7 separate regions of the Mus musculus genome follow, and all the other regions are linked to region 1. Evidence: chromatin loops called from intact Hi-C (ENCODE). Cell type or tissue: heart. All regions are shown on one strand. Each heading gives the region's core, and the rest is flanking DNA. Links, peaks and the distances in the headings are about the cores only.

Evidence for each region. Peaks named below come from ENCODE experiments on the same cell type or tissue, not always from the same donor. Only the 100,000 strongest peaks of a DNase experiment are listed, where the experiment ranks them.
Region 2: it touches region 1 in a loop (10-fold over the local background); 37 of 42 quality-filtered maps call a loop at or near these places.
Region 3: a loop joins it to region 1, with 3 times the contacts of the local background. A loop is called at or near these places in 16 of 42 quality-filtered maps.
Region 4: a loop joins it to region 1, with 4 times the contacts of the local background. A loop is called at or near these places in 10 of 42 quality-filtered maps.
Region 5: it touches region 1 in a loop (3-fold over the local background); 17 of 42 quality-filtered maps call a loop at or near these places.
Region 6: a loop joins it to region 1, with 4 times the contacts of the local background. A loop is called at or near these places in 21 of 42 quality-filtered maps.
Region 7: a loop joins it to region 1, with 3 times the contacts of the local background. A loop is called at or near these places in 7 of 42 quality-filtered maps.

The regions. Positions count from the first base shown.
Region 1 is chr16:91,934,619-91,939,046 of GRCm38, reverse strand. It overlaps Gm36797 (a long non-coding RNA gene), which reads left to right. Exons shown (of 3, transcript XR_385049.2): 3 at 1,816-2,706. Among named protein-coding and RNA genes, the nearest start is that of Gm36797, 4.0 kb to the left of the region's middle. In heart, for the core only: CTCF peaks have their summits at 2,531 (motif pointing left) and 3,683 (motif pointing right); a DNase peak (open chromatin) is centred at 2,486; H3K27ac peaks cover 1,175 bases.
Region 2 is chr16:92,284,668-92,289,095 of GRCm38, reverse strand. No RefSeq gene overlaps it. Among named protein-coding and RNA genes, the nearest start is that of Kcne2, 5.5 kb to the left of the region's middle. In heart, for the core only: a CTCF peak has its summit at 2,296 (motif pointing right); a DNase peak (open chromatin) is centred at 2,295.
Region 3 is chr16:92,455,044-92,459,471 of GRCm38, reverse strand. The region is part of intron 1 of Rcan1 (regulator of calcineurin 1); the gene reads left to right. It overlaps Gm46555 (a long non-coding RNA gene), which reads right to left. Exons shown (of 4, transcript XR_003951847.1): 2 at 3,020-3,314; 3 at 1,854-2,063; 4 at 1-1,658. Among named protein-coding and RNA genes, the nearest start is that of Gm46555, 6.2 kb to the right of the region's middle. In heart, for the core only: CTCF peaks have their summits at 1,607 (motif pointing right) and 3,768; no DNase peak of the experiment used is centred there; H3K27ac peaks cover 1,087 bases; H3K27me3 peaks cover 509 bases.
Region 4 is chr16:92,159,965-92,164,392 of GRCm38, reverse strand. All of the region lies in intron 1 of Gm41496 (a long non-coding RNA gene), which reads right to left. Among named protein-coding and RNA genes, the nearest start is that of Gm41495, 9.1 kb to the right of the region's middle. In heart, for the core only: no CTCF peak of the experiment used is centred there; no DNase peak of the experiment used is centred there.
Region 5 is chr16:92,463,901-92,468,328 of GRCm38, reverse strand. Rcan1 (regulator of calcineurin 1) reads left to right here and starts at 2,160. Exons shown (of 4, transcript NM_001081549.2): 1 at 2,160-2,496. The coding sequence starts at 2,251. Gm46555 (a long non-coding RNA gene) reads right to left here. Exons shown (of 4, transcript XR_003951847.1): 4 at 2,495-4,428. In heart, for the core only: a CTCF peak has its summit at 1,904; a DNase peak (open chromatin) is centred at 1,998; H3K4me3 peaks cover 2,322 bases; H3K27ac peaks cover 1,656 bases.
Region 6 is chr16:92,055,783-92,060,210 of GRCm38, reverse strand. Slc5a3 (solute carrier family 5 (inositol transporters), member 3) reads right to left here and starts at 1,889. Exons shown (of 2, transcript NM_017391.3): 1 at 1,731-1,889. It overlaps Mrps6 (mitochondrial ribosomal protein S6), which reads right to left and starts at 1,875. Exons shown (of 3, transcript NM_080456.1): 1 at 1,731-1,875. The coding sequence starts at 1,775. In heart, for the core only: a CTCF peak has its summit at 1,910; a DNase peak (open chromatin) is centred at 1,940; H3K4me3 peaks cover 2,460 bases; H3K27ac peaks cover 2,298 bases.
Region 7 is chr16:92,175,391-92,179,818 of GRCm38, reverse strand. All of the region lies in intron 1 of Gm41496 (a long non-coding RNA gene), which reads right to left. Among named protein-coding and RNA genes, the nearest start is that of Gm41495, 25 kb to the right of the region's middle. In heart, for the core only: a CTCF peak has its summit at 1,889 (motif pointing right); no DNase peak of the experiment used is centred there.

The sequences.
Region 1 (4,428 bases), core at 219-4,218:
AGAGAGAGAGAGAGAGTTGTGTTGTTCGGTGTTCATGTGTGTACTTGCACATGTATATGCAGGTGTCTGTATATATACATGTGGCAGCCATAGGGCAGTGTCTTCCTCTATCACTGTCTGTATTTTGAGACAGGGTCTCTGACTGAATGTGTAGTTCACTCCCTTTTGCTAGTCAGAGAGCTCCAGAGATCCACCTGTCTCTGCCGCCACTGTACATAGGTTGTATGATCGATTGTGACAGCACACACTCACATGTGGGGATCCAGACTTCCGCCTCCACACTCCCCAGCCAGCCCCATTACACGCTATGCCCTCCTCCTTCACAACAAAAGGTGGTTTTCAAAACTGAAACTGGTTCAAAAGAATCTGTGACAGCTCCCCGGAGGTGGGCAGCTCTTGGTTGCTGGCCTGTTCCCTGGACATGCCAATACAAAGGAGCAAAGCAATGGACGGGGTTGGGGGACAACCCTCTGTCCCCTTTCCAGCCACATACAAAAGGTCTAGACTGCTGTTCCTTGCAGATCTTGTCTTGGTCTCTGAAAACTCCCCCACTAATAGTCCTTTCGTTGCTTGAAATCTCAAACTAGACGGTACTTTTCCCCAGTTCTGCTAGTCTGCCATCAAATAAAAAGCCTACAAAAGCTGCTAGCAGCCCAGTCTCTCCCCAGAAGGCGCTGAGTGGGTGCCAAGCAGCTGCTTAGTACTTCTGGGTCACAGGGCCACAAGGTCACCCTAACTCATTCCCTACGGAGACTGGTCAGGCTTTAAACCCTGGGGTATTAAAGCCTCCTTTAGCCTCACCACTGTATCTTCTCTGTCAATCCCCTGCCTCATGTCCCAGCCACATTCCCCTGATAAACCAAAATGAGCTCTACTTTAATGATTAAAAGCGAACAGAAGAATATTCTGCTGCCAAGCCTGACCAGCAACTGCTTATGAGACCCGGCCCTACCTCAGGGTCCAAACGGTCCTGTCTCTACACGGGGACATTTCAGAATCAGACGCCCCCACATTGGGTCCCTCTGAAAGGCTTCCCTGTGAGTGTGAACATGTGTGTTCCTCTCAACACATTCACTCTGTCTCTTACAACTAAAGGAAAACCTTGCTACTGTCTTCTTCACACCTAACTCCTGAGGCTCAGCAGTTCTCAGGGTTGTTTAGCAGTCATACATGCTCCTTCCTCATCCCCCTCCCCCCCCCCCAGTTCTCTCCCCAAGTAAATGACCTTACAAAGTTTGTTTGTAGCTGGGTGATGGATGGTAGTGCACACCTTCAATCCCAGCACCCCAAAGGCAGAGGCAGGCAGATCTCTGTGAATCTGAGGTCAGCCTGGTCTACAGAGTGAGTTCCGGGACAGCCAGGGCCACACATGGAAACCCTGTCTCCAAAACACTGTTTGTTTAGTTGTTTGTCTGTTTGTTTATTGTGTGAGTCAGTTCTCCTTCCACTATATGGAACCCAGGGATTGAACTCAGGTCATCAGGCTGGGCGGCAAGCGCCTGTGTCCACTGAGCCCTCATACTGTTCTTTGACCCATGCTTATTTACCAAGCCGTTCCGGCTGCAGGTTGGTTCAGAGCGTCACTCGGTAAGTTTCTGCAGAGGACACGTGCTTCTGACCCACGCCAGGCCTCCCCACAGTCAGGCCCCTTCCCAAGTGGAACTGGTGTTGACAGGAACTGTGCCCTGCTTTCAGAGGGTCTCACGGCCATCTCTTCCAAGTTCCGAGCCACAGCCCAGTGGAAAGAAGAAATAGCACGTTAATATTGCGTTTAAAATGGCCCCTGTTGGGTTTGTGTTCATCTCCCCTCTACAGGAAAAACAACAAATAGGAAACCCCTGTGTGCAAAGTGAGAGTAACAGGCCCCTCCCCGGGTCTTCCAGGCTGTGACGTGCTACCTCCTGTTATATTTCCGTTCTCCACAGAAGGAACCTGAGACACAGACATTGTTTAAGACACAGAAGTGGTGAAGCAAAGCCTAGGTCACATCACCAAACACAACCAATCATGACCAGACCCTCGAGCAGGTCTCCTCAGCTCTCTCAGTCTATTAGAAGAGCACCGCGCAAGCAAGCTTGCTACCCTGGCTTTCCTCTCAAGATCAATGTTGTGATTCAAACCAGGGGCCAAAGAAGGTTAGGCTCCGTGTCTTTTCTTTGCTTCTTCTGTCGCTACCAGCTTCCAGAATAAGATTCCCCCAAAGGTATAGTGCTCTCCCTCCTGACCTAACCCCACCCCACTGCCCAACCCAACAAAGGGCTATGACTTCTAAGTCAGAAACATGCCAGTGAAGCAAGACCTGGGTTGCTATGGGAGGTCTAAGAGTCAAGGACCAGCTAAGATAGTTTCTAGGGGGTTCTACAACAGGCTTCAGCTCTGATGGTGGAGGTTGTGACTGGAGCTATCAGGATTGTTTGTTTCACAATCATATGATTCTCACTGGCTAACGTGAGCCAGACACTGCATTTTGGACCCAGAAAGCTCTAGAAAGACTCTGTTTGCAACATAAGGTGATGGCGCCCTCTAGTGTCCGCAGCATTTTGCAGAAACCTACCAGGCTCCTTTGTGGTGACCTTGAACATTGAGCAGGTGGCAGCTTCAAGGTGGGCACTACCTCACATCACGCCCAGAGGTGAAGAAAACAAGCCTGAACCACAGGGGTGGTGAAACTCAAGACCCTCTATGGGCCACTCTGCAGATCCGAGAGATCGAGTTTCAGGGGGAAAAAAAACCACTAAACTTTTCTCATTAAAAAAATGAATGAATTAATTAAAAATTATGTGTATGCTGCTGAGGTGGGGTGTTGCATGTATTCCAGATGCAGAGGTAGAGGCAGGTAGATCTCTATGAGTTCTGACGTCAGCGTGGTCTGGGTTGAGAGTTCCAGCCCAAACAGGGCTACACAGTTTAAAAAAATAATAATAATAAAAAAAATCAGGCTGGGGTGGTGGCTCACACCCCCGTGAGCATTCAGAATGCAGATCTATTTGAGTTCGAGGAACCCTGTCTTGAATAATAAAAACAACAAACAAAAAACCACCCCCTTGTGTATGCAAGTATGCCTACATGTGGGTATGTCCATGTGAGCACACAAGGGCCAAAAGAGTCCAGAAGAGGGCGTCAGATTCCCCCGGAGCTGGAGTTACAACTCCAGCTTGGTAATGGAGACCTGGGTTCTGGGGACTGAACGGGGTGGGGGTGGGGATGCCCTCTGCAAGGGCAGCACAAGGTTTTAACTGCTGGGCCGAGTGTCCGCTCTCACCACCAATTCTTATTAAATGATTTACTGCCTCTTTCCTGTGAGCACACGTTCCAGATCTTAAGGTTAAAGAGTTTAAATTCATGCGGTGGTAATGCCTTCTCTCTCTTGTTCATTGCCCGCTCAGTTTCCAACACACAATCTCTGCGAACCGCAAGACTTGTGCAAAAGCCCCAGAGGTCATTTGCTCTTTCTGGGGCTTTAAAGAGAAAGAGAGATCTTGTGTGAAAGAACTGCTCTAATGCAGGCTGCCACCCTGCAAAACACAGGGAGTGTGGTAAGAGGCTTGTGCACAGTTCTTAAACAAAACAAAGAAAACACCAGAAAGGACTGTACTCCGACAAAACTCCATAGATAACGTAAACACTCCCGAGACCTCTCCGTGCAGGAAGAGGATTTATGTATGAGTGCTCTATCTGCATGTACACCTGCGTGCCAGCAGAGGGCGTCAGATCCCAGTATAGATGGTTGTGAGCCACCCTGTGGTTGCTGGGAGTTAAACTCAGAACCTCGGAAGAGCAGCCAGTGCTCTTAACCACTGAGCCATCTCTCCAGCCCAGTTCGTACATGTTTAATGTGTGTACTTAGATCTTTTCTGTGTGTCATGAGATAATTTTTGTAAGTCTGATTTACTTATTTAGGGTTGTTTGGTTGTTTGTTTGGCTGGCCCTTTGTAGCCCGACTGGACTAGAACCTGCCAAGTAAAACAAGCTAAATTTGGCTTTGCTGTCATCTGCCTGCTTCTGTCCATTGAGTGCTGGGTCACAGGCACACCCCACTATGCCTAACTTGAAAGCCTCACTTTCATGGCTGTGTAATATAGCGTTCCAAATAAGCCATTCCCCTGTGTTGGATACGATTTGTTTGCTTCTCTGTTTTTCTATCTCTAAGTGAGGGCACTGTGAACTAGGGCATGAACCTTCCTCTGGGTCTCTGGTAATGAACAATGGGAATTGCTCCTGTAAGTCTAATCTTTTTATCTGGACTTTCTAAATACTGTAATTTCAAAATGGTTCTTTCTGAATTAAAGAGCGAGTCACTAAATTTTAAGACATATGGCAGGGGCTTGTGAAATGGCTCAGTGGTTAAGAGCACCAACTGCTCTTCCAGAGGTCCTGAGTTCAAATCCCAGCAACCACATGGTGGCTCACAACCATCTATAATGTGAC
Region 2 (4,428 bases), core at 260-4,259, 350 kb before region 1:
AAGCGAGCAGCTGCAGGAGGCTGCGGTCCACATCTAGAAAGTTCCCAGCTGTCATAGTTAACGTTGTCTCTCTGGCCTGGCTAGTCAGGCTGTTTGTGATAGATTGTCCTCTGTGAGATCTGAAGGAAGGAGCTCTCAACTCAGAGGCTGCCGTATTCAAAACGGCCACATTGTGTCACCACAGACCTGGCAATGTGTGCCACAGGGAAGACAGCCATTGAAGTCAGAGGTTTCTATCTCTATGTAGAATATTAAAGGTAAAAGCCTTGTTACACCCTCAGAGTGGACCGTGCTCGCTCTGGACTGTCTCATCCAATTGCTAACAGCCCATAGTAAGACTTTAGAGTGCCCCCCAAAGAGTAGAGATGCTGAGTTAACTATCGTCACAATTTCATTGTGTGTAGGTATATCAAAATGTCATGTTGTATTCCTTAAGTATATGTAAGAAAAAGGATAATTAAAATATTTCTATGTGTGTGTGTGTGTGTGTGTGTGTGTGTGTCTACATATGAGTGCTGTTGCCTACTGAGACCAGAAGAGGGCATCTGATCCACTGGGGCTGGAGTTACCTTGGTGTGAGCCACCTCAGCTAGGTACTGGGAATAGAACCTATGTCCTCTGCAAGAGCAGCCAATGCTCTTAACTTGCTGAGCCATCTCTCTAGAGGGGAATCTTTAATTTCTTTATGCTTGTATAAAAACTTTCTGAGATAATTTTAGACTCACAGAAAGTGTTAAGTCCCATGGACCACCCCACTCAGCTTCTTGTGGCGATTACATCATCATAACTATACAGAAGACAAGAAGTAGGTTACTGATTTTGATAAGACAGGAATTGCAAAACACTCAGACCACAGTCAGATCTCAGTGTGTGTGTGTACTCTGACGCATGCACGTGTTTGATGGATGGAGTCAAGGTGCCACCACCATACACAAGAGGGCAGAACCGCCCCCAGCCATCAAAAGCTACTTCATGCCCCATTCCCTTCATTCCTTTCTGTCTGAGCTCTGTCTCCCATTAGCCCAGGAAACTACCAAACAGAAACCCCTCTATACATCTGTCATTGTGAGAGTGTTATAGGATGCGGAGTACAGAGTAGGTCGCTTGTGAGGTCAGCTTTTCCCACACAGTTTAGGGTCCTTTTGGTCAATGCAAAGTATTGCAAATAGCAACATGTCCCTTTTCCTTGTTTTGAACTAGTATTGTGCTGTAGAGATGTGTCCCTGCAATGACAGTTTCTGTGATTTGCCCATGAGTGTGCGTGTGCACATAAGTTTTCACTGCTCTGGGCTGAATGTAGTAACTTCGCCACAATGACGGCAGGGGCATGTTCAGATTTATAAGGCGTTATGATGCTAAAGAGCGGGGGATCTCCAGCGTCGCTGTGTCATCTAACGGTGTAATTAGCTGTGAACACAAATTCCAGTTGCTCCAAAGTTCCTCAGCAGAGCTTTAGCTTCCATTGTCCTCAGCCAAGAGCTGCTAGAAGTCTAGAAGTTCAGAACACTGTGGGGCCCCAGAGATTATGCAGTCCAGCCCGAGGCTGTAGAAAAAGCAACCAGGATGCCAAGAAGGGCACCGGCCGACATCTCCCCTGCACTTCAATTTTCTGTGATTTTTTTTTTACTGTTTTTTTTTCCTCCCTGCCCAAAGGCAGGCAGAGCTGCACAGTCTCTGCAGTCTTGTCAAAGGTTAGACCAGACCTAAGCGCCTTTCAAAGCCTCAGAAAAAGTCTTACCCAGGAAATTTGACCTTGTGCTCTGTAGCTTCGTCACAGGAGCCAGGCTGCAGCCACACATTCAGATTCCCATCAGCCTCTGACTGCTAAAGCCACACAGTATCAGCTGCTCTCGGGAATTACTAATGGTCTAAGGTTCAGATTCAATCAGAATTTATAGCCTGCAGCTGTCAGTCATAGGTTCATCCATGTCTGTCTGTCTGTCTGCTGTCCTGTCAACAGTTCTTCCAGCCCTCAGCTCTTCCAGGCTCTGAGTGTCTACAGAGTGCCAGGCACTTTAGAAGGCTCTGGTCCATGCTGTATCTGCAGTTAGGGTCAGAGAACGCCACCTGCCAGATGAGAAAGAAATGGCCTTGAAAGTCAGAATCCCTGGGGATTCCTAACCCAAGGTCTTCTTGGAAGTCTGGCCTAGGTCATTCTTTCATACAGCTCCTGAGCACAAACTCTGCCATATGCTGCTCCTTTGACTCGAACAGCTTTCCTTCATTTCTGAGTTTAGATGGCAGCTTGAGTCCCTTTCTGGGTTTTGTACCTGTAATGTGAGTGTCTGCCACCAGGGGGTGCCAGAGAAGTGACTTAGTCATAGACAGGCCAAGACCCTTCTTGCGGATTTGTCCTTTCTGTGTCCACGATTTGGGTTCACTTGCAGCATTTCTGGTACACGGAGCTCCTTATGAAGATAGCAGACGTCCCTGCCTCACTGGGGATCACTGACGCCATCTGACGTCTTTGTGAAAGGGGCACACATCAAAAGAGTAAAGGAAGCTAACAACACAGAATCTTCTCCAGCTGGTTTACAGAAGTGTCCCAAAGCCATACTCGTGCGGAGTGACCTAAGAGCCATTCAGTTCCCCGTGCAGATGAAGTTAAGTCATATAGTAGCTTTATTTAACGGCAGGTTCGTTTGGTCGCTTTTGAGGGTTGCTGCAATTTTGTTCTGAGTGTCAGTGCACAATTCCTACCGATTTCCTTCTGTGTGCCAGAGAACACTCACCCTTTCCTTCTCCAGGACCGTAATGTGGGAGCAGCAAACAATGGTTTGTGGGTTCCTGGAGGGCAATGTCTCATGATTCTTTCTCCTGATTCGGAAGCTTCCTATATAGGAACTTTTGTCCAAAGTCTTTGGATTTCAGACGTTGAGATCAATATATGCTAGGTTTGCCTGGGAACTTTTTCGTGTGGGGTCCTGATGAGTCCCTTGGTCCCAATGAGATGGTTTACCATCTCTCTTAGCTTAAAGCTCTTAACTTTTTAAGTCTGAGCAAAACCCCTGCGTTGATTGAAGGTTAAAGGATTCAGCTTCAGTCTCTGTGGCAGGTTTCAACTTGAAACGGATCTTAAGCTCAGATCTGCCAGCCCTCCCTCCCTCCCTCCCCACCTCCCTCCCTCCCTCTCCCTCTCTCTCCTGCCCTCCTTCCCTTTCAGCAAAGCTATAAGTGAAACTCATCTCCCTTTGCATCCCCAAACCCATCTAACAGACTCTTAATATGGGCACTTTCCACCACAGTGTTTTGACACCAACGTATTGTGTCTGTCCTTCCAAGGCTCACAGAGCATCTAATCTGAAGAGATATCTCTTCATGGCTAGTAAAGGAGTGACCCTCTTCTCCTTGACATCACCAATGTCATTATGCAAGGGCTTGCAGCCTTGAAGGTTAGGAAAGTTCCTTAGAGGGAGTAGAAAAGAAGCCACCATGAGATGTCATAATGTCCCCTAGTCTTGGCTCAGATCAGGAGATGAGTGTCCAAAGGTTTTTGGAAGCTGCCTCAACCTCCAAACCTTCTTGCTACCCTTCTGGGAATCAAAACTGCCACTAATTTGTTTTCCTCCGGATTTCTGTGTCTGTTTACAAGAAGCCTTCATGCAGGGATAGTCTCGTGTCTGCACCAGACCCTCAGACTTGAAGATGATGACGCTGTGGTGGCTGGGGTGGAGAAAAAGAATTTGTTGAGGGATTGTGCTCCATTCCCAAATAAGTTCTGTCTCTCTCTCCCCCAGCCAGACTCGCTATAAAAGGGAAAACTGGACACCGGGTGGTGGGAAAGGAAGGGAGCCCGTGCTGGCAACTCTCTGTGAAACAGGGACACCGCACTGTTTACAAATTCCTGCAGCCAGCCCTGGAATCCAGATGCAGACGACTCCGTTTATGTAACAGAAATAGACCCCAATGCCGTGTGACTAAGGTGGCTACTGGAGGTCGGGTCCCCCACGAGGAGGCATTTGCTGCTGCTGCTGCTGAAGTCAAAGGGGACAGATTCCCTGGGGTTCCTGGGCAGGTGGGATTTTTTTTGGGGGGGTGGGGTGGGGCCAGTCTTCTAGGTGAGGTCTCTTGCAGGACAGGCATGTCTGAGATGTGTGGGGAGTTCAGGGCAGAGGCACCACAGCATCTTTTCATCACCAGTCACAAAGGGACATGACCTGAAAGTGTCAGCCCTGTCCTCTCCCAGCAGAGACGCATCAAAGACTCCAAGCCAGCCCGTGTTCAGGACAAGGCTTCTCCTCATGGCTCCACCTGGAGAAGCCTCGGTCCAACACATGGTTCTCATTGGCCACCCACGGCCTGGTCAGCAGGGAGGCTTGGATGTTCTAGAGTCAGCAGATGTGTCTCCAGTCAGACCGTCCCTCCAGACCTGGTCCCAGCTCTCTGCTGTCATCACAGCCCAGTGAATGGATGACCTCCGTAAAGCAC
Region 3 (4,428 bases), core at 93-4,092, 520 kb before region 1:
GGATCTAGCAAAAGGGCATTGTAAGTTACTGTGTCCATTTTCAAGTGCTGTGTAACCAAGTTACCTAACACTTTAGTGAACTAACAGGGCATGGTTGTGGGATCCGGGAGTGGCTGAGCTTAGCACAGAACTGCTGTCGACCATCATCTACAGTCTCACAAGAAGACTGGAACGGGATTTTCTGTGACTGTTACCGGGAACCTCAGTCGTTTGATGGCGGAACACTGGAGGTGTCTTTTGTTCCTTGCCTCTTGGGCCTCTCCACAGGGCAGCTCACAGCGTGGCTGCTGCCTTCCTTCAGAGCAGGAGAGAACCCACCATTCCTCCCTGAGTCTCCCAGTGAGAGCCACACTGTGCTGTTCTTCTAGGAGTGAGGCACAAGGACAGGTTTCGTTCAGGATTTGCCTTCTATTTCCCTAATCTTAGACACACAGATACCACTATCCAAAGGCACTAGTGTTGGGAGCTGGGTCACCAGGACGAGAGGCCAGCCACCTAGTGGCACCACAGTGGGACCTTTGGCATCCTGTTTATTTACTTTTGGACAGACCTCAGGAAGAACGCAGTGGTCCTGAACTCGATAAGTAGCCGAGACAGACCGTAGACTGCCTCTAGTTCCCAGTTGCTGGGGTTTCAGGTGCGCAGCACCATACCTGTTGGGTTGTTGTGGGTTTGCCTGTCTTGTTTTTCTCCTTATAAGCCTTTTCAGCTTCTGCTAATGCTTAGAAGTGCTCACTAGAGCAGGCTTGAGCGGGAGCGTGCTATGGAGAGCTTCTTGTTAAGCACGGTGCGCCAAGTTCAAACCCCAGCACAGAAGTAAAGGATGCTTAGTGAGGGAGGATGCTTAGTGAGGGAGGATGCTTAGTGAGGGAGGATGCTTAGTGAGGGAGGATGCTTAGTGAGGGAGGATGCGCAGTGAGGGAGGATGCGCAGTGAGGGAGGATGCTTAGTGAGGGAGGATGCTTAGTGAGGGAGGATGCGCAGTGAGGGAGGATGCGCAGTGAGGGAGGATGCGCAGTGAGGGAGGATGCGCAGTGAGGGTTCCTTGACCTTTTCTTCTGAGTTCGGCACCCTAAAGAAAACTGTATGTAAACTGCCCGTCGATGCACTCTAGCTACAGTATGGAATGCTGGAGCATCAGAAGCTGTTACGCAGTTTCTTAGGGGAGGAACCGCTGATGGCCACAGCGCCCTGAACACGGCTGATCCCCGAGGGTGAGCAGGCTCAGGCCTGGTTAGCTTGGACGGGGGAAACTGAGCCCTCTCTGGCTTGGGAAGGCCCAGTCCTTTCCCTTTCCTTGCTAATGTCAGCAGTCGAGTTATGAAATTTCCATTGCAATCATAATTAACCCAGTAGAGAGAGGCATTTGAGGTTGGCCTGAATTTAGAATTAGAAGACAAAAATGTTGTTTAATTCAGAGAGCTAATTTTGGAGTTTTTTTTTTTCACTCAAAGTTACAATAGCTTTCCTTACTTTATCGTCGCATTCGTCTGTTTGGGTTGCCTTCCCAAATCCCACAGCATCAGGCCAGGTGACTTCAGTGACAGCCATTCTTTTCCTCACTGCCCAGAGGCTCCAAGGCTGGGATCAGGGTGAAGTTCCTCTCCTTGGCCTGCAGATGGCGCCTTCTTACTGTGTCCTCAGAGGGTTTTTCCTGGCTGTATGGGGACAGGGAACGGAGGCCTCTTATAAGGACATGTAAAGACATGAAGGCCCTGCCGTTGGCTCATGGATGAATTACTTTCTCAGAGGCCTTATCTCCCAGCCCAGCCACACTGGTGTTAGGTCTTCAGCATGCGTGTTTAGTAGAAGGGGGAGGGGCAGAAAGAAACATTTAATGCCTCATTACCAACCTTTGCATTTCTGGCTAATCTTTGTAACAAGTGCATCGTCATCAATACCATTCGTATCATACACGTCGTTTCCTAAGAATGTTATGAAGGGAGCACCGTTGTTATCGTCCACATGGCTCAGCTGGCTCAGGGTCTCAAATCCCAGGTCACCTGGCTGGAATCACTGGTCCCTGCTTCCATCCGGCCTTCACCATCTTCCCAAGGAGTTCCCTGAAGGTTTTGTACATAAGGATTGACAAGTTACAGCTCTCATCCCTTTTGCAGTATCTTTGAACAGATGTTGTTGGGCAATCCTGATATATCAGGCAGAGTGGCAGCCGTTATGTTAGTCTCCAAGCTGACTGGTACCCCGCCACTAGAGCCAGGCAGATCTGGGTCCAGCATTCCACCCATCCACTCGTTTGGCATGTTCATTCAACAAGTGTTTATTGGGCACCATTCATGTTTTGCGTTACGTAGTTCAAGACTAGCCATGGGAGCTCAGGAAAATTCTACACATACTCAGTTGCCAAAAAGATCACCATACTCTCTATCAGACGTCTAGGAAAGTCCATTTAAGGCAGCCCGCTGTCCCCAGACCGTAAATGTCTCTCCTTTCAAATCCCAAGCCAAAAGGAAGACAGACGAGATTAGTTTTGGATATTGTTCATGCCATGTAAGCGATGAACGAAGTGTTGGTTGAGTTACTCTGCTTGTCCAAGCTTTGCCTACTTGCTGTCTGTTGAACAGGTTAGATTGGAGCGTCTGAGGCCATACCTAGCTCCAGAAGCAGTGTAGTATTCTCTTCTCCCTGTGGGTGCCAGAGCCCACTGCCTCCCCCTTCTGCTCCCCTAACCCACAGGTCCAGACTTTCCCAAGCAGAATTTGCTCAGGATGAGATGGCCCCAGTCATTCTAGCTGTCCCCTCTCCAGGCCTTCCAGCCTTCCATCCATCCATCCTCCGCCGTGTTCATGGCTAAAGGAGGGTGACTCTCAGACACTTAAACTTTATGCCTTTAATGGATTTTGGAAATCCACTTAAAATTAATCTCATGATCTCGCACCAGTGAGGATTTAGATGGTCAAAAAATGGTCCAGCCACCATCTGAAGATTTGCCAGAATATTAGAGTGACATTTGTTTAAAGTCTGACAGCGAAGTGTTTTCCTAATGTCACGACAGGTTTACCTTATTGAGAAGACGGCTGGTTGCTGGCCGTCTATCTGATTTATGCTTATTTCCCAGGGAAATGAGTTCTCCTCCTCTTTACTCCCTCCTCTTCTTCTCCTCCTCCTCTCTATTTCCTTTTCCTTCTTTTCTTCCTCTTTTTTTTTTTTTGAAGTGAAGTCTCACTGTGTTAGCCAGAGTGGCTCCAGCGCCTGAGTCCAGATGTCTCTTGCCTCCCAAGTGGCTAAGACTGCAGGTGCATGCCGCTGCTCTGACCTAGGGTGTTTTCAGTAGCACATCTTTCCATCCTTAAGTCCTGGTGGTAAATTGTAACATTAGTAATTCCAAAACTAACTCTAAGTACTTCCACTTGCTATTGTGTTACGTGTGCCAATTCTGTTGAGCCTTGCCCGTCCCAGTCGTCCCCTTTTAAGGGTAACACTGCTACTTGCTCATTTTCTAGACAAAGGTGACTTCTCTTTATAAATTTAATAAGCATCATAGAATCTTCTACTCTTGGAGGTTTGATTATGGGGCTCTCAAAGCCCATGTGAAGAAGAGACCTGCGAACCTCGCCTTGCATTTCTCTGGTGAGTAGCTGAGGCCCAGGTGGGTGAGGGTGTGGACTCAGGAGTATTCTCCAGATGTGGACACAGCTGGAGTTGAGCACCGGTCCCCATTCCCAGTCTACAGAACAGAGCTCAGAGGAGACGGGCACCTCGGAGGACACTGGGAATCAGAGCAGATTTGCTCCAATCGGTCCATTGATCACCACCAGGGCGCAGTAGCTTCCCCTGTGTTCTCCATGGACCCACTGGTTGACTGAAGACCGTTCAGGCATGCCTTTCCCTAAAGGAAAGAAGCAGCAGTCATACCCAGAGCTGCAAAGACAAATTGGTAATTTCAGCTTCGAAGGGGAGAGACAGCATCTCATCTCCCTAGCAGGAGCCTGGCAAATGGAAACCAGCGCCTGCTGCTGCTGGGGCAGGGGGTGGGGCCATTCTGGCTACTGGTCGGTGTCTAAGGTAGGAGAGCAGAGTCTGCAGCCCTGTGCCACCTAACGGCCTGGCTGTAGTCAGCACTGCAAGGTGACTGGTCACAGAGGTGCCTGCAGTGGTCCATACTCAGTTCTTGGGGTCCCCGTGATTCACCCATCTTCTGCAAACCGGAGAGTACAGCTGATGTAAGCTGAGTCCAGCAGTCAGTTTCCCACAAGCCCCGTGCTGCCGCAGAGCTAACTGCTAGCACTAGGGTGGGATGTCCGGAGAGCCCAGTTCCTCCACATTGTGCGCCAAGTGCCAGCTGTAGATTATCCCATCTGTGTGGACTGCTGTGAGTCAAAGGTAATTACTAAAGTCATCGTAAAACAACCTGCAAGCATTTACTAAAACTCTGCTTCACCTCACCTCAGCCTCTTCCTCCGTGGTGGC
Region 4 (4,428 bases), core at 319-4,318, 230 kb before region 1:
TCCGCTGTGCCACAAAAGGAGTTCACGAGGTTGTCTTGGTTTCACAGAGCCTCAGGTGGGCATAGCTGAGTCCCTGCACAGGTCACAGGACTTGCTTGGGCCTGTCTGATGAAGTCAAAGATTATTCTAGAATCTGAAGTCCAAGGCTGGGAGGGAATTCCAATTCCCAAAATGAAAACACAATTACTCAGAGGTCATAAGGCAGGGGACGAGGGCTCCCCTTTCACATGCCCTAGAGGGTATAAGAGGAACCCCGGGACCCACCAGTCTGGGTGGAATTTCAAGTTGACTTCTAACTTCTCTACTCCTGAGCACCCTCCCTGTCTGGCAGAGTTGAAAGGGTTTAAGATCACATGACCAAGGAAGGCCAGAGACCTGCAAAGGAAGCCGTAGCCCTACCTTCTAGATTGGCCTGTGACAGAAGTGAGGCTGAAGCCTGGATGCCAGAGTCTGTTTTTGTTTTAACTTCCCAGGGGAAGGCATTCTGTAATGCAACCAACAGGCTTGTTTATGTCTTCAATGGGCCTTTTTATGACCCTGTGGTTAGACAGTCATATACAACTGCTCATGCTATTGTATTGTCAGGAAACTCAGACAATACTGGCCACAGACAATTCTGGGTCTCTCTGAGTCTCAGCAGAGAGGGCCTTATTTAGTCACAGTGTGCCGTCCACCCCCTCCACCCGAGTCACCACCTGTCTGCACAGAAGCATTGGGCATTTCCTAGGATCCCAGCACGACCTAGAACATCCCAGAGGTTTACAAACTCTAGAATTCCTTCTGCTTTCAAGGCTTCTCCACAAAGAGAGGCAATGATAAAACAGTGTATACTGGTCCCTCATTGCGTTTGACCTCCTGGAAGCCACTATTCTCTGTCACAGACCCTCAGGTTCCCAGAGCCCTCCAGCACGGTGATTTTCAACCCTCCTAGTACTGTGACCCTTTAACATAGTTCCCCATCTTCTGGGGACCCGCAACCATGAGGTTATACTCATTACTACTTCATATCTGTAATTTTGCTACTGTTATGGATCATAATGGAAACATTTGATACGCAGCATATCTAACATGCGACCTCTGTTGAGGGGTCGTTTAACCTCAAACAGGTCACAACCCACAAGTTGAGAACCACTTGGAAGTCATAACAAGTCTTCAATAAATACCTGCTCATGGCATGAGAGTTGTTAGGGTCAGAACTAAGGCACTGGCACCCTGATGAGCTAGCCTTAGACCACACACACACACACACACACACACACACACACACACACGACTGACTAAGAACATGATTAATAGAAATGAAGTCTGTGAACAACAACGAAAGAAAAAAGAAAAAGGAGAAAGATATCAGTGTGGCCAGATAGAAAGAGGAACACACAAAGAGGCCCAGCAACCACCCTAAATCCATCTTCTTTGTGCTGACTCGAGGTCTAGGTTTAAACAGGCCAAGGGGCTGGAGATATGGCTCAGTGGTTAAAAGCTTGTTGCTCTTGCAAAGGATCCCATTCAGTTCCAGATGATTTGATGCCTTATTCTGGCCTCAGAGAGCCCCAGGCATGCACGTGTTACACATACAGACAAGCAGGCAAAACATGGATATAATAAATAAATAAATCTTTAAAGTAAATAGAGGTCAAAGTGTATCCATAGCACTGCAGTCCTGGTCAAAGTGTTGTCTACCTCATCCCAACACAGTGGGTCTGGGACCCAATCTCTTCTGCAGAATGGTCTGACAAATTGTCATAGCTGCATGGGATCTCGTCTGGAAAACTAGCTCCTCCTTTGGCTGGTACCAGGATTCAAGTTTTCCCTTCTCCCACCCTAAGACTCCAAAGAGAAACTCAAATGTCTTGGGTCCATTGTCTCTAGAGTCTGACAGCCAAAGCAAAGGTCAAAGGTCAAGTCCCTTTTGTATATGTTCATTCTCCCCAGGGCCGTTACATGTACGCCTTCCCAGTGACAGCATTCATCTTGTTCCACCAATTGGAAGGACTGCAGCCCCACCTCAGACCCACTGGTCAGCATACTTTCCACTCCTGAAATGTTCCTCCCCTCGAGATTCACAGGACACACCACTGTACCTGGATGTAGTGGTAAGTTTTAGTTATCAAATTCCCAGAACCTGGAATCACCTCATAGCTCATATGAGAAATGTTCTAAATCTGATTGACCTATGGGCATGCATCTGGGGTTTGTTTTGAGTATTTATTGATGAAGAAAGACACAGTCCATAGTCGGTAGCACCATTCCCTAGGCAGGGGTCCTGAACAATATAAGACAGGGGAAAGTTAAACGAAGCAAGGATCCATCCATGTATCCTCTCTCTCCTCTGATCTGTGGATGTAGGATTTTAAGTTTCTGCCTTGACTTTTTTTTTCCCTCCAATGATGAACTATAACCTGTAAACCAAATAACCCCTTCTTCTGCTAAGTTGATTTTGGTCAGGATGTTTTATCATAGCAAGAAAAGGAAACTAGAACACTGAGTCTCTGCTCAGAGACCACCTTCCTCACAAGGTCTTCCTCACCACACTAATAAAAACCCGTTCCCCATTCTCCCAAGTTCCCCTCCCTTTTTTATTCTTTGTTTTCCTCCACCTTTCTGACCCTGCCTTAAAACAATACACTTGTCCTACTACCTTTCAATATTCTTTTCCATCTCCCCAATGAGAATGTGAGTTTCCCTGAGGGTAAGGGCTTTCGTGTTGAGTAGTATTGCCTGACACCTGGGAGCTTAACAAATATGTATCAAATACATAGAAACAAGTGTTGGTTGAGTAACTCTGCTGTAGCACTTTGCATTAATTGACTAAAATGCCCTCCATTTCCCTTTGTTTACATGAGTAAAATTTCCCTCCATGCACTTTGCAACACTACCAAATTGGGAGCATCATTTGGTTTTAGTTTCACACCAGACTCTGGTTTGTAAGGGAGCAAGGAATGAAAACTATCTGACTCCATAGATGTGAAAAACAAGACTCAGAGAGGTGAAGGTTCCCCAGCCTGTCTCTGCGTCACCATGGGAACCAAAGGGCCTAAGTCTCTCCCTAGGCTGGATTTTGTTTAGGGATGTAGGGCTAACAAAGATTGACAAGGGAAAAATGTAAGAGACTTATCTCATCAGAGTTTTACAGGACACAAGAAAAGCAACTTAAGGGAGAAAGGGTTTTTTTGGCTTATAGTTACAGAGTCAGGGTTAAGTCTATCATAGCAAGGAGAATATTGCAACAGGCAGGCTGAGCAAGATGCTGGCTGATCACACTGTTTCTGCTCAGGAAGCAAAGAGAAAGCAGGAAGTTGGGGTGGAGGACAGAAAACCTAAAACGTCGAAGCCACGGCTGCTCACTTGGTCCCTCCAGCAAGGCTCCACATGCAAAAGGGTCCACGACCTCACCAAACGGCAAACTGTGTGAGTTGAGATCAGGAATTCAAACAGGAACCCAAGAAAAACTGTATTTTGAGCTTAGTCTTGTCAACCTAGGATAAAGTCTAATTGAGAGCAAAGCATAGTCTATCTGCTAGGGATTGAGCCCAGGAAGACAGATCCGAGCAGCTGTGAGGATGCCTGTCACTCTACAAAGCGGACTTGGAGCTTGAGTTGACAGTCCCTGGATTTGTTGGACTTGTGAATAGAGCTGGAGGAAGTTAAGGCTTAGAAGGAATTGGCACAGGTAGCCTAGTGCACAGAAGGCCAGAAGGGGTCCCCAGTGTCCCAAAGCTCAAATGGAATCAAAACCAGGTATGCTTGCAGCCCAGTTCAAAAGCTCTGCTGCAGACCTCTCTGAGACCTTACTAACAATGGCTGCCGAGTTCTTGTTTTCCTTTGATCCTCTCAATGAAGAGCCAGCATCCATGTAGAAATATGTTTCTTGCACAAGATAAAACCTCATGAGGAATGCTGAGGCTTGCCCCGCCCCAGCATAGCTGTTGCCATTTTGTTCCATGCCTGCCAGCTATTTCATATTGTTGCTGTAATATGCCTACCCGTCACCGATGCAGAAAAATAACTTGACACAGAGCAGGGTCATGCTGACCACGTACCCTGTTACATTCTGTGTGTTCTGAGGCTTGCTAATCTTAAGGAATTCTACAACTATAAGCTTCACATAGGACCCATTGAATTAAAGGTCAATATGAACTGTTATGTCTAAAATGGCTTGTGCCAGGGCCGACCATTGAGGGGCACTTCCAGCACCTGTGTGTGAGCTCACTGTGGTTTTTGCAGTTTTAGCCTTTGTAAGCTGCCCCTGAGAAATGTCCAGCACACACCTGTAAGCTGTTATCCTGGTCAGTCCGTCTTGAGGGGTGCGTTCAAGAAACCATCCCTGTTTAACTGAGATTGATGTTCTTGTGGTTTGTGGGGCGACTCCTGGACCCCAACAAGATGGACCCAGAACACAGCAAGGTCGATCCTGACTGTCCCTGCCCA
Region 5 (4,428 bases), core at 247-4,246, 530 kb before region 1:
AGCCACCGATTATCCTGCCTCTGAGTATTTGCCTAACCTGGACATTTCACACATACATTGTGTGAGTGGCTTCTTTCATTAGCATCATGTCTCCGAGGTCCATCACGGGGTTGGCAACGTTAATACTTCTTTCCCTTGTGTGCGATCCTGGCGCAGCCACTCGCAGGCCACTCCAGTTCTCTGCATGAAGAACAGCAGCGTGAACACGGATGCCGGGAAATGTCATCGGCAGGTCTGTGTGGTGTGGCTGGATGATTTTATTTTTCTTTAGATTATACCTAGAAGAAGAACCTCTGGGTCACATGGTGACTGTAGATTTCCTTTCCCAGGAGACAGGCCTGAGACAGGTCTATTTCTCCCCATCCTCACACCCTCAGGGCTTTGCGAATTATTTCTTCTCTTCCATTCACAAGGGCATCACAAGGACCCCAGGGCCTTACACATGCCATACTTTGAATAAATCTCAGCTCTAGTTGGGTATGATAATAGATCCACTTCCTGACTAGACAGCTTGCCTACTTTAGGAGAAAACACAGACCCAACTCAACACCCCCCTAAAACTTAACTGCACTAGCAGAGGAACACTTACTGGGCGCGTACTGAATCCTTGCCCATATGGGGGATCTGCCTCGCTCTGCAGGCAATTAACAGAAAGGTGAAACCCACACGGGAGTTCTCACTCTGATGAGCTGTCCAGGCACAATGCTCACCTGAGGTCTTGTTTCCCTGTAATGAACCGCCCCCCACCAAACCAAGGCCCAATGTCTTCCCTCATCTCCTACTTCGATGGTTCTCAATCTTCCTAATGCTGCGACCCTTTAATACAGCCCCTCATATTGTGGTGACCCCCCCAACCAGAAAATTATTTTGTTGTTCTGCATCATAACTACAGTTTTGCTACTGTTCAATTGTTGTCTAAATGTCTGATATGTGGGAGATCTATACGCAAAACCCGTGACGGTTCTTGGACCTCCAAGGGGGTCAAGAGCCACAGGTTGAGACCCATTGCCCTCCTGCTACAAGGATTTGAATGAGAAATGTCTCCTGGGAAGTCTGCCATTTGAACACTGGTCCCCAGTTGGTAGTACTGTGTGGGGAGGTCTAGGGAGTTTGGCTTTCCTGGAGGAAGTGAGCCACCGGGGGCAGGCTTTGGTAGTAGAAACAGTTCACCTATCTAGTTTGTTTCTAGTTCCATGTCCCTGCTTCATGGTTGTGGCTGAGATTTGATCTCTCAGCATCTTGCCTCCGGCTGCCATACCTATTACTTAGCCACCACAATGGACACTTATCCCTCTGGGACGCTATATGGAACACTAAGAAACTCTTTTATAAATTGTTTGGTCGTGGTATTTTATCACAGTAACAGGAAAGTAATTGATACACATAGCTTTTTTTCTTTTTCTTGAGATACTAAAGCAGAAAGGGAAGTTTTTAGAGGAAAGAGAGGCAGCCAGCAGAATTGGAGAAAAGGCACGAGGGAGGGCGATGGGAGACAAAATACAGTGTTATCTGTGTATACACAAAATACACGATATATGTATGAAAATAATTATTGAAACCCACTCATTTTGTGCTAAAAAATGCTTCTAATTATCCAAAAATTGGACAGTAACATAATGACTAACACGTTGAACTATAAACATAAGGCCATATCACGATGTTACTCAAGTCTTATTTGTGATTCCGCGACAATATGCACTAAGTATCTAAGCACTGCTAACGTCTACGGAACAGAGCCTCTAACTAGATTTAGTTTAAGTCCTTAAAATTGGCTGCGTGTTTCCAAACGTCGCCGCGTGGGAACCGCAGAAGCTCTGCCTCCGGGTTACCGTTCCACAGGCTAACACCCGGCTTGTGTCCTTCAACAGGCACCGCCAGCTGTCAGAAAAGCAGAACTGGCCAGAGGCCTCTGCCCCTAACAAATATGGCCGCCCCAAGGCTTCAGGCTTAGGGCGGCAGAGTGGGTGTCACGTGACAAAAATCCCGTCGTATTATTGGTCTGCTCTATAGGAAGGGCGGGACTTGATGGCCCGAGTGGGCCGACCTTAAAGGGAACGTTCTTGGGCTCCGCGAGAGCTACGATTCGAGGCCGGCGAGCGCAGGCTGGCCGCCCCTCCCGCGCGGGGCGGAGGCGGACAGGGCGGGCACTGGAAGGCGGCGTCCCGGCGCCGCGGTGACCCCCAGAGGGTGAAGCGGGAGCCGGCGGCCGCGGCGCCGAGTGGAGCGGAGCTAAGGGAGCGCGCGCCGGGCATGGAGGACGGCGTGGCCGGGCCGCGGCTCGGAGAGGTGGCGGAGGCGGTCGAGGCACGGGCGCCCCGTAGGGTGACTCTGCGGCCCTTCGCGCCCTTCTCTGCGGCTGCCGAGGGGGACGGGGGCGGCGGCGGCGACTGGAGCTTCATCGACTGCGAGATGGAGGAGGTGGATCTGCAGGACCTGCCGAGCGCCACCATCGCCTGCCACCTGGACCCGCGCGTGTTCGTGGACGGCCTGTGCCGGGTGAGGACCGGGCCTCCGTCGGGGCGGAGGGCGGACACTTGTTGCGGGGCGCGGCCGGGGCGGGGACGGGCCGAAGCCCTGCTCCAGGGGTCTCAGACACTGGAGACGAGCTTTCTTTTGCACAGCCTACATAGTCCAGGTCGTGTTCTACGGGATCATTGAAGATCAGAAATCAATTCCTCCTCCCAAGTACCATGATTGGTTACTCAGACCTGCCCCATCTCCTTCCCAGGGTGTCAAATTTGTGTGGATTTGGGCGAGGAAGGAACAATTCCTAATGTACTCAGTGACCCTGATGGTGGCATGTCGCTCCTTTAAGGGTGAACTAAATATCCTAAAGGCTTAGGAAAGACTTTCCCCCCAACCGCATTCAACCAAAACTGGCCAATCAACCGCAAGATAATGAGCAGCCAGGATCCTCACCCAAACACTGGCTTTTCTTCCAATAGTGCAGATTGAGAACGCAGAGCGTAGTCTATTTATGAACGGTGAGTCACGTCTGTTTTCTCCGTCCTCCCAATGAATGAGCTGCACCCTTCCTTTGACAGTAAATGCAGGGCAGGGGCTAAACCCCAACGGACCATGAACAGTTCCCTTGGCCACTTCAGGTGATAATTCATCGAGCACTTGCCCTAAAGGCAAAAATGCAATTTGATTCTCTGCTGTATCTTCCGATCCCAGAACAGCCTCACAACAGAATCTTAATAAATGTGGAAATGAGTGACTGGCCAAGTGGGCAGAGCCTTAGACAATGCTGTTCCAGGATACTAGGCACCCAGACAAATGCAGTCTCACTCTGAACTGATCTTGCTTCAGACAGAAAAAGAGAGCCTGAGATCCCTAAAAGAGGTTTGAAGTGCTGGCGAGAGCTCAACCGGCAGAGAGCGATGAGAAAAGCCCCGAGCTGTGACAATTGTTGCTCTCTCTACACAGGATGTCCTGAAGCGTGTGCATAGCCATTGTAAATCCTCTCTGAAAGTAAATGGCCGTATAAATTATAAATAACCAAGACACAGTGGTGTCTCTCTTGGCAGCGACCTTCAGCTCCACTTCATTGACATGTGGACTCAGTGCCAAGGGCTGAAAGCTTTGCTGACATGTTTGATTGAGGGAAACAGAAAAGGTAAATATCAGCGGTAGCAGAAGGCGACGACGGTGCTCTAGGGAGAAGGAGGAGGGCTCAGGGAGTAGAGGTCTGAGAAGGAAGGCGTTGGCTGCTGTGCGTCCAATGAGCAAAGATGACAACACTCTTGGAATGATAAGGTGGTGATTGCTAAGGACTGATGCTGGTTTCCAGGCGTGGTTTCAGACTCAGGAGGAAGTGGAGAGTTTGCCAGGCTTGTCACTTTCATAGAGCTTGGATTCTGGAAGGTGTGGAGACAGACAGACCTCAGGGAAGAAGCACATGACAGGGGTGCTCTTGAGCACAGCCCCACCACTGACATCTCTCTGATGCTAAAATCCACATGTGGTGAAGTTTCCTATGTAAAACAGTAGGTGCTTGCAAATAGCATATGCATGATATAGCATATGCATAATACAACATATGCATAATACAGCATATGCATAATACAGTATATACATAATATAGTATATGCATAATACAGCGTATGCATAATGTAGTATATGCATAATACAGCATATGCATAATATAGCATATGCATATCCTCCCGTGTGCTTTAAGTCATCTCTAGGCCACTTACGCTACCTGGTAGGTTGTAAATGTATATAAATAGTTGTTATACTGTTATTGTTGTTGTTTTTAAATGGCAAGAAGGAATGGTATGTACCTGTTCTTGCAAGTGCAGTTTTTCTTTATGAAAAAAGAAAAATTATTCTAGATTGTCCGAACCTGTACATGTGCAACCTGAGGTACTGAGGGCCGGCAGAAGAGAGACGTGCAGCATGGAATGTAAAGAGAATCAGGTAGTC
Region 6 (4,428 bases), core at 270-4,269, 120 kb before region 1:
TTCCTTTACACCCACAAGTACATACCCTGTAAGAATTCAGTTTTCTAAAGCTGAAAGCAAAAAAAAAAAAAAAAGTCTAGTCTCTGCACATCTTTACTTGTTTACAACCTTCTCAAAGTCAGAACGAAAAACCGAGGGTTGTCATTTTATCTAGTTTCTTTGGGTCTGTAAGGATCTTCACACATCTTCCACACTATGTTTAAGCACCTCTCTTCCGTCTTCACTCTTCTCTAAGGTGCTTTGAACCTACCCTCAGGCCAAGATTTTGAGCAGGTTACACCCGACTTTTGAATCAGAGTGAACACATATTCACATCATGGTAAAATACATTTAGCCAGTGTACTGGGCAGCCATGCTAAGCAAGAGTCTCTCATTCAAAGGAGTGCAAAGGGTCACTGCTACCTCACACCTTGAGGGAATGAATCTTGGTGGTCACATTTTTTCAGTTTCTAACATTACCTAAAAAGTATAAAGGGAGGCTTAAGTAATTTCCATTTAATCAGAAACAGTCCCTTTTTAATACTTTCTCGACCCTGACCCCTCTGTTGTTCCTATTCTTTTAACTCTGTAAAACCCAATGAGGAAGGAAGGTAGATAAAGTATTACCCAGAGGTGAGACAATGTTCTCCCGGAGCCAGGGAGTCAGTAAGCTTGGGGGCACAAACTTCAGGACCATCAGGTGGCTCTGGTGTCCTTTCCAAGCCAACCCTGTACAAGGCACACCGAACAATCTCCTCCTGCTGCCTGACTGTTAGCTGTTCACCAGAGCCTAGCCCGTGACCCCTGGCTTAAGTTGATTCAAACTGAAGCCACTACTTGAAATTGACCCAAAGCCTACATGCCCAGGGCTAGAAGAAAGCTGCTTCCAAACGCTCAAAAAAAGGACAACGGTTGCTTTTGTTTTCTTTTAAACTGTACCTGCTAGGGAAGGAGAGTGCGTGAAAGCACACTACATTACCGAATTCTCTCAGAAGAATGGGGATTTCAGCGACGACTGACTGACTCAGAACATAGCTGCCTCCGCCGGCCGCCGACCCCAGTCCGTGACCCGGCTGCTGGTGGTTTATCATCCCTCCAAACCTGAAAGTCCCTACCTCCAGATCAATCAAAAGCTGGGGGAAGGCATGTCTTCGGAAACACAAGCAAGGCCACAACTTGGATGAATAAAACTGGGCTAAGGGCACCCGGAGCAGGATTTCCGCTGGAGTCAGAAAAAGAAAGGTCAAAAGATTTTTTTTTTCTTTTTGGTGTGATAGCGGTGACAAGTGCGTGGGTACACAGCCGGCACTGGCGGGCTTTGGAGGAAGGCTGTAACTGATCGCGGACGCTGAGGGCAGGCGATCGGGACCAGCGGCCGGCGGGGACGACGAGCAGCTTCTCGACGCGTGGGCGCAGAGCGGGGCTGGCCTGGGTTCTCGCGCGTGTGTCCTCCCGCAGTCCTTCCATCGGACTCCGGAGAGCCGGGGTCCGAGGCCCGCCCCGCCCCCTGCTCGGCACACCCCCTCCCGCGACCGCGCACACGCGCGGGCATACACACCCCCCGCCTCCCGCGCGCACGCGGCCGCGCCGAGCGCCTGACCCACGCGCCACCCCCCCACTTTGCGCCCGCGACCACCCGCGCACCGCGCGAGAGGACCCGGTGTCCAGCAGGCAGGACACGCGGGACTGGGAGGCCTAGAGGCGGCGGGGCGCGCCCGCGCGGGAACTCGGTCTGAGGGAAGGTCACTTACCCGCCGCATGGCTTTCAGAATCAAAGCCAACTCGTAGCGGGGCATCGCCCAGGTTGGCGGCGCCGAGTCCAGGAGAGCCGGGGTCGCGAGGGCGGGGACGCGGGGCGCAGAGGAAGACGAGAGAGGAACACGGCCGGTCAGCTCCCGGACGGCGAAAGCACCGTGCGACCCCGCGAGGCCGGGTTTAAAGGCTCCGGCAGCTGCGCAGACGGCTCGCCCCGCCCACCGAGAGCCCCGCCCACCCGGCACCGCCCCGCCCCTCTCCCGGAGGGCGCCTTGCACTTGCACCTCAACGGCTTCCTGCTTGCCCTCCCGGGCCGTGTCTGTGTCCCCCGAGCCTGCGGAGCGTGGACACGGTCTCGAGCAGCCCGTCGGAGGCCGTCTCCTCGCTCGGCACGCACCCGCTCCCCGCCGCCTCCGCGCCTACCAACCTTGGGCTCTGGAACCCGGTGGAACTTTCCAGGCCTCCCCGCCCACCCTCCCTTCCCGGGTGCTAGGCGAGCGAGTGCGCGTGCGCCGCGGTGCGGTGCGGTGCGATGCGGTCTGGCTGCTGTGTGCCCCTCGCCCGCGTCTCCAGGGAGGAAGGCGGGGTGCTAAGGAGTGACTGCTGCACCAAGCCGCAAAGAAACAAGCCTGGAACCGAAGGGCTATGTAGGCATTTGCTGTGTGTGCCTAGCCTGACCCAGAAGCAGGTTAATGCTTCGACTCTCGCCAGTTATTCTTTAAATATTATCCTTGCTTTTCTGGTAAAGGAAACTATGGATTCCCTGAAACACAGGAGTAAGGAGGGGCTTCGTAGAGGGTCCCAGGTCCAGCACTCCACAGCGCGCGCGCACACACACACACCCATACACGCACATATAGAGCTAACTCGGGACTCCCCTCCTTCTGCCCCTGCTCCTGTTTCTTAGCTCTGGAAGGCACTAATTCCGCTGCAATGGTTGTCTTCTGCTCCCACCTTACTCCAACTAAAAGGGTCTTTAAGTGAAATGTTCTTGTAACTTTAAAGTGCTCTAATAATAATTTACTAATAATTTACTGAGGGCTTACTGTCTGTAGCAGGCACGACACTGAGGCTGTTTGTTCTCACTTTAGCTCTGTGAAGCAAATCGTACTACTCGCCCTATTTTAGGTATTAGCAAACAGAAAAATGCAAGGATAATTTAATTAGTCCAAGGTCAAACACAAACGCGTGGAAAGAAAATTTTGTGTCCAGAATGTCTGAAGAATAGTTTCACTGCCTACACTTATGAACCTCACCCCGTCCCCCATCTTACAGGCCAAGATGTTGGTCTTACTCAGTGGCGTTGGACGTCTTTGTAAAGCACACATGGAGACTATCTTTGTCACCTCCTCCACAGACCAATCTCCACAGAAGATTATGGTTTTGAATACAACCTAGGATACCTGGTTTTTTTAACATTTTCATTAACATTTCAAGGTTTGTCCTGTGCCCTTCAACACAAACTACAAAACCACCTACTTAGCATCAGCCACACACCTGGTTGGTTGGATTGTTTTGTTTTGGTTGTTGTTGGGGGTCTTTTTAGTTTGTTTGTTTTGGTTGGTTGGTTGTTTTTTGTTTTTAAGCAGCATGCTACCAAAAAAAAAAAAAAAAAAAAAAAAAAAAAAAAAAAAAAAAAGACACAGAAGGAAGAAAGAATTTCTGGACATTGAGACGAGAATTCCAGATCTGTGTGACATCCCACTTAAACTGTCCTTCCTGTGGCCCAGTTTAGGAATGTGAAGATAAGAGTCTCACGTGGTTGAGCCAAGCCAAACACCAAGCAACACCCTGAGGTGACCAGCCTGGACTGCCTCCCGTTGGAAGCACCACAGCTTTTCCCTGATACCCAGGGACCAGTGAAGTCCTAGTTCTCTAGACAAATGGGGTGAGGAAATTAGCCTGACTGAACAATGCCTCAGGGCAGACAGCACCCCACAACCCTCCCAAGCTGTTGGCCACCCACAGACTCATCCCATTTCTTAACGTGGAAAAGAAATCAGCTATCCTAAGTCCCCCGCCCCTTTCAGAGTTTTAAATAAGTGGCTATGGCTTTGTTAATTTTATTGTTAAAATTAATGCTGATGCAAATTGAAATTTATCAAAAATAATTTTAAACTATTTATACTGTTGGGTAAGCATGTAGAATCATAAGCCATTTCTATAGTATTTAATTTATTGATCTTTAAAAAATATCTTTTAGGATCTTGGGAAAAAAGATCTAATACGGTAGATACGTAAGATTTTATTGGCCAGAGGTTTTGGCTAATTTTCAAGTAAAGCTTTCTGAGGAGTCATAGGAAGAGAGAGTAAAGGCAAAAGTTGAAATCCAAGGTGCTCTGGTCAGTTCATCCCCTTGCCATCTCATCTTCTACTACTGTATAAGGAGAGATTTGACCTTGAGCTTTTCACCATAATTCTCAAGATAGCTGACTATCGTCATCATCACCATCACCATCATCACCATCATCACCAGACCTAACATTCTGCCATTCATTGTGAGCCAGGAAGTGCTTTTCATGTATTAATATTCATTTCTGCCCAGGCCGTCACTACCACATGTCTCCAACAGTACCCAGACCTGCTCTACCCCTTTGTCTGTGTCTGCCCAGGCCGTCACTACAGGGTCTCCTCACCTGTCCAGGAGCAGTTTCCCAGGATCCTGGCTGCCATCTTTTTTTTTTTTAATATTTA
Region 7 (4,428 bases), core at 248-4,247, 240 kb before region 1:
CCATTGACTTAGGGGCAGCCACCTCCCATGTCATTAGACGCTGGGATCCTGTGTGAATCGCTTACTCCTGTGATAAAACCAGAGACTTCATCTGGCCTTACAACTCCAGAGTCCATTATGCTATGGTGGCTGGAGCAGGGAGCTGAGAGTTTTATGTCTTCAGTGCCAGCTGGAAGCAGAGAGAGCAAATTGAAAGTAAAGAGAGGTTGTCTTCTCAAAGCCAACCTCCAGTGACCTTTTTCCTCCAGGAAGGCCACACCTCCTAAACCTCTCTAAACAGCACCACACCTAGGGACGCAGTGCACAAAGCTCAGCTCCTACTGGGTGCTGGTTGGGAGCTTTCTCCGTCTCTTTTTGTTTCTAGATGCTCTTTGTGCGGTGAGGCTCACTGCTGTGGCCGCCTCTCGCATCCCTCCACAGACTTTTGAACTATGTCAGGGTTCTGCAAAAGTCATCCTGGAAGGTAGCTGTCACCTCCGCTGGTGCTCCGTGCAGGGGAGGGGCGCTACATCTATCTGAGAATCTTGAAAGGTGACACGTTAGTCAACAGGGCCCCCTTCTTCCGCTTCCTGTAACCTCTGTAGAGGAACAAGTCCCTAGACAGACCCGCAATGGGGACCCTTGAAGCAGGCTACGCATGCGCTGTCCCCCAGCAGCCACGAGGACCATGCTTTGTCTGATTTGCCGTAAAGTGAGTTCCTACCACACGTGACCCTTACTTTTCCCCTTGCTCAGATTCCATCCCACCCTGTGCCCTCCCCATTTCTCTGGACTGGAGATCTTATGTAACAGAAACCACTGACCTCCAGTGACCCACCTACCCAAGGGACTGAAATGATACTCAGGAGCTGGGAAGCCTCCTGCCATCTCTTCTTCTACCTATAGGAAGTGGAGGAGGAGGAGCGTTCTGCACCCCTGCTTGCTCTCTCTGTCTCTGTCTCTCTGTCTCTCTGTCTCTCCTCTCCCTTCCTCCCTCTCTCTCTCTCTCTCTCTCTCTCTCTCTCTCTCTGTGAGTGTGTGTGTGTGTGTGTGTGTGTGTGTGTGTGTGTGCAAACTCTCATGAGTATACATGAATGTGCATGCCACCAAAGGTAAGTCCTAGCTGTCATGCCTTAGGATCCATACAACTTTTTATTTTTTAAAGAATTAAATATTTTGATCAGAAGGCCCGGGAAGGCAGAACACGCCTGAGATGACCCCTGCCTACCCCAACATCTACCCCATCTGTGGTCTGCTGGAGTGCATCAAGGGCCCAGTCCTACAGATCCCAACCTGCAGCATCTCCAGAACACAGGGAAAGTCTGGGACATCCCAGAGGAATCTCAGTGAGGACCCAGTATGGATGGGATAGCAGAAGCCAGAGGCCTGGAACCAGACCAGTGACTCATTGCATTGAACATTTGCAAGCAAAGGTGTGTGGACCAAAGGGTGTACTGTGGGACACACTGTCACACACCACAGCTTCCACAACGAGATTTTTTTTTTCTTTTGTGGGGGATCTTTTTTTTTTTCAAGAGCAGAAGGTAGGTACACGGGGCCAGGGAGGTGGGTGGGATTGAGATACATGATGAGAGATTCACAAAGGTTCAAAAAAGCTCAATTTAAAAAAGAATTATCTATTTTATGTGAGTGTTTTCACCTGCATGTGTGTATGTGCACTGAATATGTGCCCAGTGTCCACAGAAGCCAGAGGAGAGTGCTGGATCTACTGGGCTCAGTTCCACATGGTTGTGAGGTGGGTACTGGGAACTGAGCTTGGTCCCCTTCAGGAGCAGCCACCCTCCAGCCCCTGTGGTGTTTTTTCTTTAATAGTTACTATTTTTATTTCATGTGTACATGTGAATGCCTACATACATGTATGTGTACTCTGGCTGGTGTTCAAGGAGTCCAGAAGAGGGCATCAGATCCCTGGGAGCTGGGGTTGGAGCAGCTGTGAGCCTCCCAGCATGGCTTCTGGGATCTGAACCTGTTCTGTTCTGCAGGAGTAGCCAGGGACATCCAGCTGACCTAAACACTGAGTCTGCTCTCCAGTCCCTCAACTTGGCACTTCAGGTAGTATCTCTCACAGTCCTAGAACTCTCCAAGTAGGCACCCGAGAGACCTGCGTGGGGATTACCAGAGTGAGCCACCACACCTGAACACAAATGTATATATATTTTAACGTGGCTTTTGGGAACTGATCTCAGGCCCTTGAGTTTACATGACAAAGTTCTTTACTGACAGGCCATCTCCCAAATCCACACAGCCTTTCTCTCTTCCTGATGCAGAGTATATTCTGAGGATCCAGGAGCATTCTCAGGTGTATATCTAGCCCATCCAGGATGGGCTGGCTTCTGAACTGCTTTTCCTCTATTCTGCCTTTGGAAAAAACAAACAAACAAACAAACAAACAAACAAAAAACAAAAAACCCTCACTCAAAGATCCCTTATAGCCTATTCCTGGATCCCAACACTATTGATTTTTTTTTCCCAAGAATCCTGGAGAACTTCTACAACTGGGTTTTGAGAAAAGGCTCTGAGAACATACAATCCAAGGGAAAACTCATGATAACTGGAGAACCTGAGGCTCAAAGAGGTCACGTGGCCACAGCACAAGGTCTCACGGTAGCCATCCCCCGGATTTATATCATGTGACCAGATATATTCAGCTAGGTACCTTACAGGGGCTAGCCTGAAAATCTGGAGTCTTGTTTTGAAGGATGAGTTAGCTGAGGGTGGCCCTGCCCCTTGGAGTCTCTGTTACCCCCCTGTGCCAAATGGAGTTTTTAAACAGAGAAGTCGCACAGGAAATTCTCATGGAAGGAGTCTTCAAATCTGTTAAGAAAATGTTCCCTTGTTACAGAAGAATGAGCCGAGATGCGAAGCCAGCCCTGGTTTCTTTTAACCAAGAAGAGAAATTAGTGGCAAAAGAATATTTTGATAATGAATGGAAAGCTTGTCGAGACATTCCTGAGCAGGGAAAGGTAAACAAACTTTGGGTTTCTTCTTCTTCTTCTTTTTTTTTTTTTAGTTTTGTTTGTTTTGGTTTTTAATGAGAGTTGTCTCAAAGGAGGACAGAGGGGATTTACAAGTCTCAAGCCAGTTTGAAGAGATACTTGGGGTACAGAGTCTGACATGGATTTCTGCTCCTCCCATGCACACACAGCTTGCATGTGTACCTGTGTGTGCATGTATGTATTTGTTCATATGTGTGCATGTATATGTGTGAGTGTGAGAGAGAAAGTGTGTGTGTGTGTGTGTGTGTGTTATCTCCTAAAGCAACCCAAGTTAATGGAAAATTTTAAAAATATTTGGAAATGATCTTAGAACTTTACAGAACAGTACAGTATCTATTTCAAAAACAACCTGGAAGCATTTGGTGTCCACTTTGGCCTGGTGAATTTCCACTGTGGGCAGCTCTACAGAATTCCTTCATTCCAGCCCAATTCACTTGGAGTGGCATGATTTGATTAAGAATTTCTTCACTTTTAATTGCATGCCAAGCCTCCAGGGCATCACTTTTGGGTGGCCCCCAGTGACTGGAACAGGGAGGAGAGCACATGTGATCCTCTAAAGGTTTGCATTTGACCTGGTCCTCTAGTGAAATCCTGTCTGGCCCCTGGCAAGCTCACATCTATTAGAAACAGACCTGGCTCAGCTGGCAGTGAGCTTTTCTATGGTCCATTACAAGGAGCATCCAGAGGAAAGACTGAATCCACAGAGCTCACAGCCTCTCTGGGAGGTGGATTCTTGATGTATTTGGCCGAAGTCCACCCACCCCCTGGGAAATTACATCGTGAGCTACCCTGCTGCAAACTGTGCCACCACAATATGGTAGGAAAAGGCTTAGCTTCGAAAATCAACAGCTACGTGAGTCTACTCCAGTGCAAATAATGCGATAACAATTTCATGGTAGGCTTGGGAAAGGTACTGGAGATATTATAGACTAATGCGTACCATATGGTTAAGTCCCACAAATAGTATTGATAGATGGGGCCCTTGATTTTTGAGGCATCTGTTTGTAATGGTTAGCTTCCGTTGGCTGCCTAACACCATAGAATCACTGAGGGAAGGGTCCTAGTGTGGGGTATTCTAGATCAGGCTGCCCAGTGGGCCTGTCTGTAGGGGATTATCCTGACTGCATTAATTCAGGTGGGAAGACCCACTCACTGTAGGTGGGGCCCCGTCCTGAGCAGGAGCATCCTGGAGCACATGAGTGAGTCAATGATTACCAGCCAGCAGACATCCATGCTTTGCTCTCTTGAGGGGCTGAAGAGTTCCAAGGCCAGTGCAGAAGTTCTAAGCCTGACTCTTTCTTTGCTTCGGTGACTATGCATTTGATGTAAAAAGTTGCTTCAGGTTCCCAACTCCCTGACTTCCCCAGTGATTGACTGGAGCCTGAGACTATGACCGGAATAAACCGTTTCTTCCTTAAGTTGCTTTGGTCAG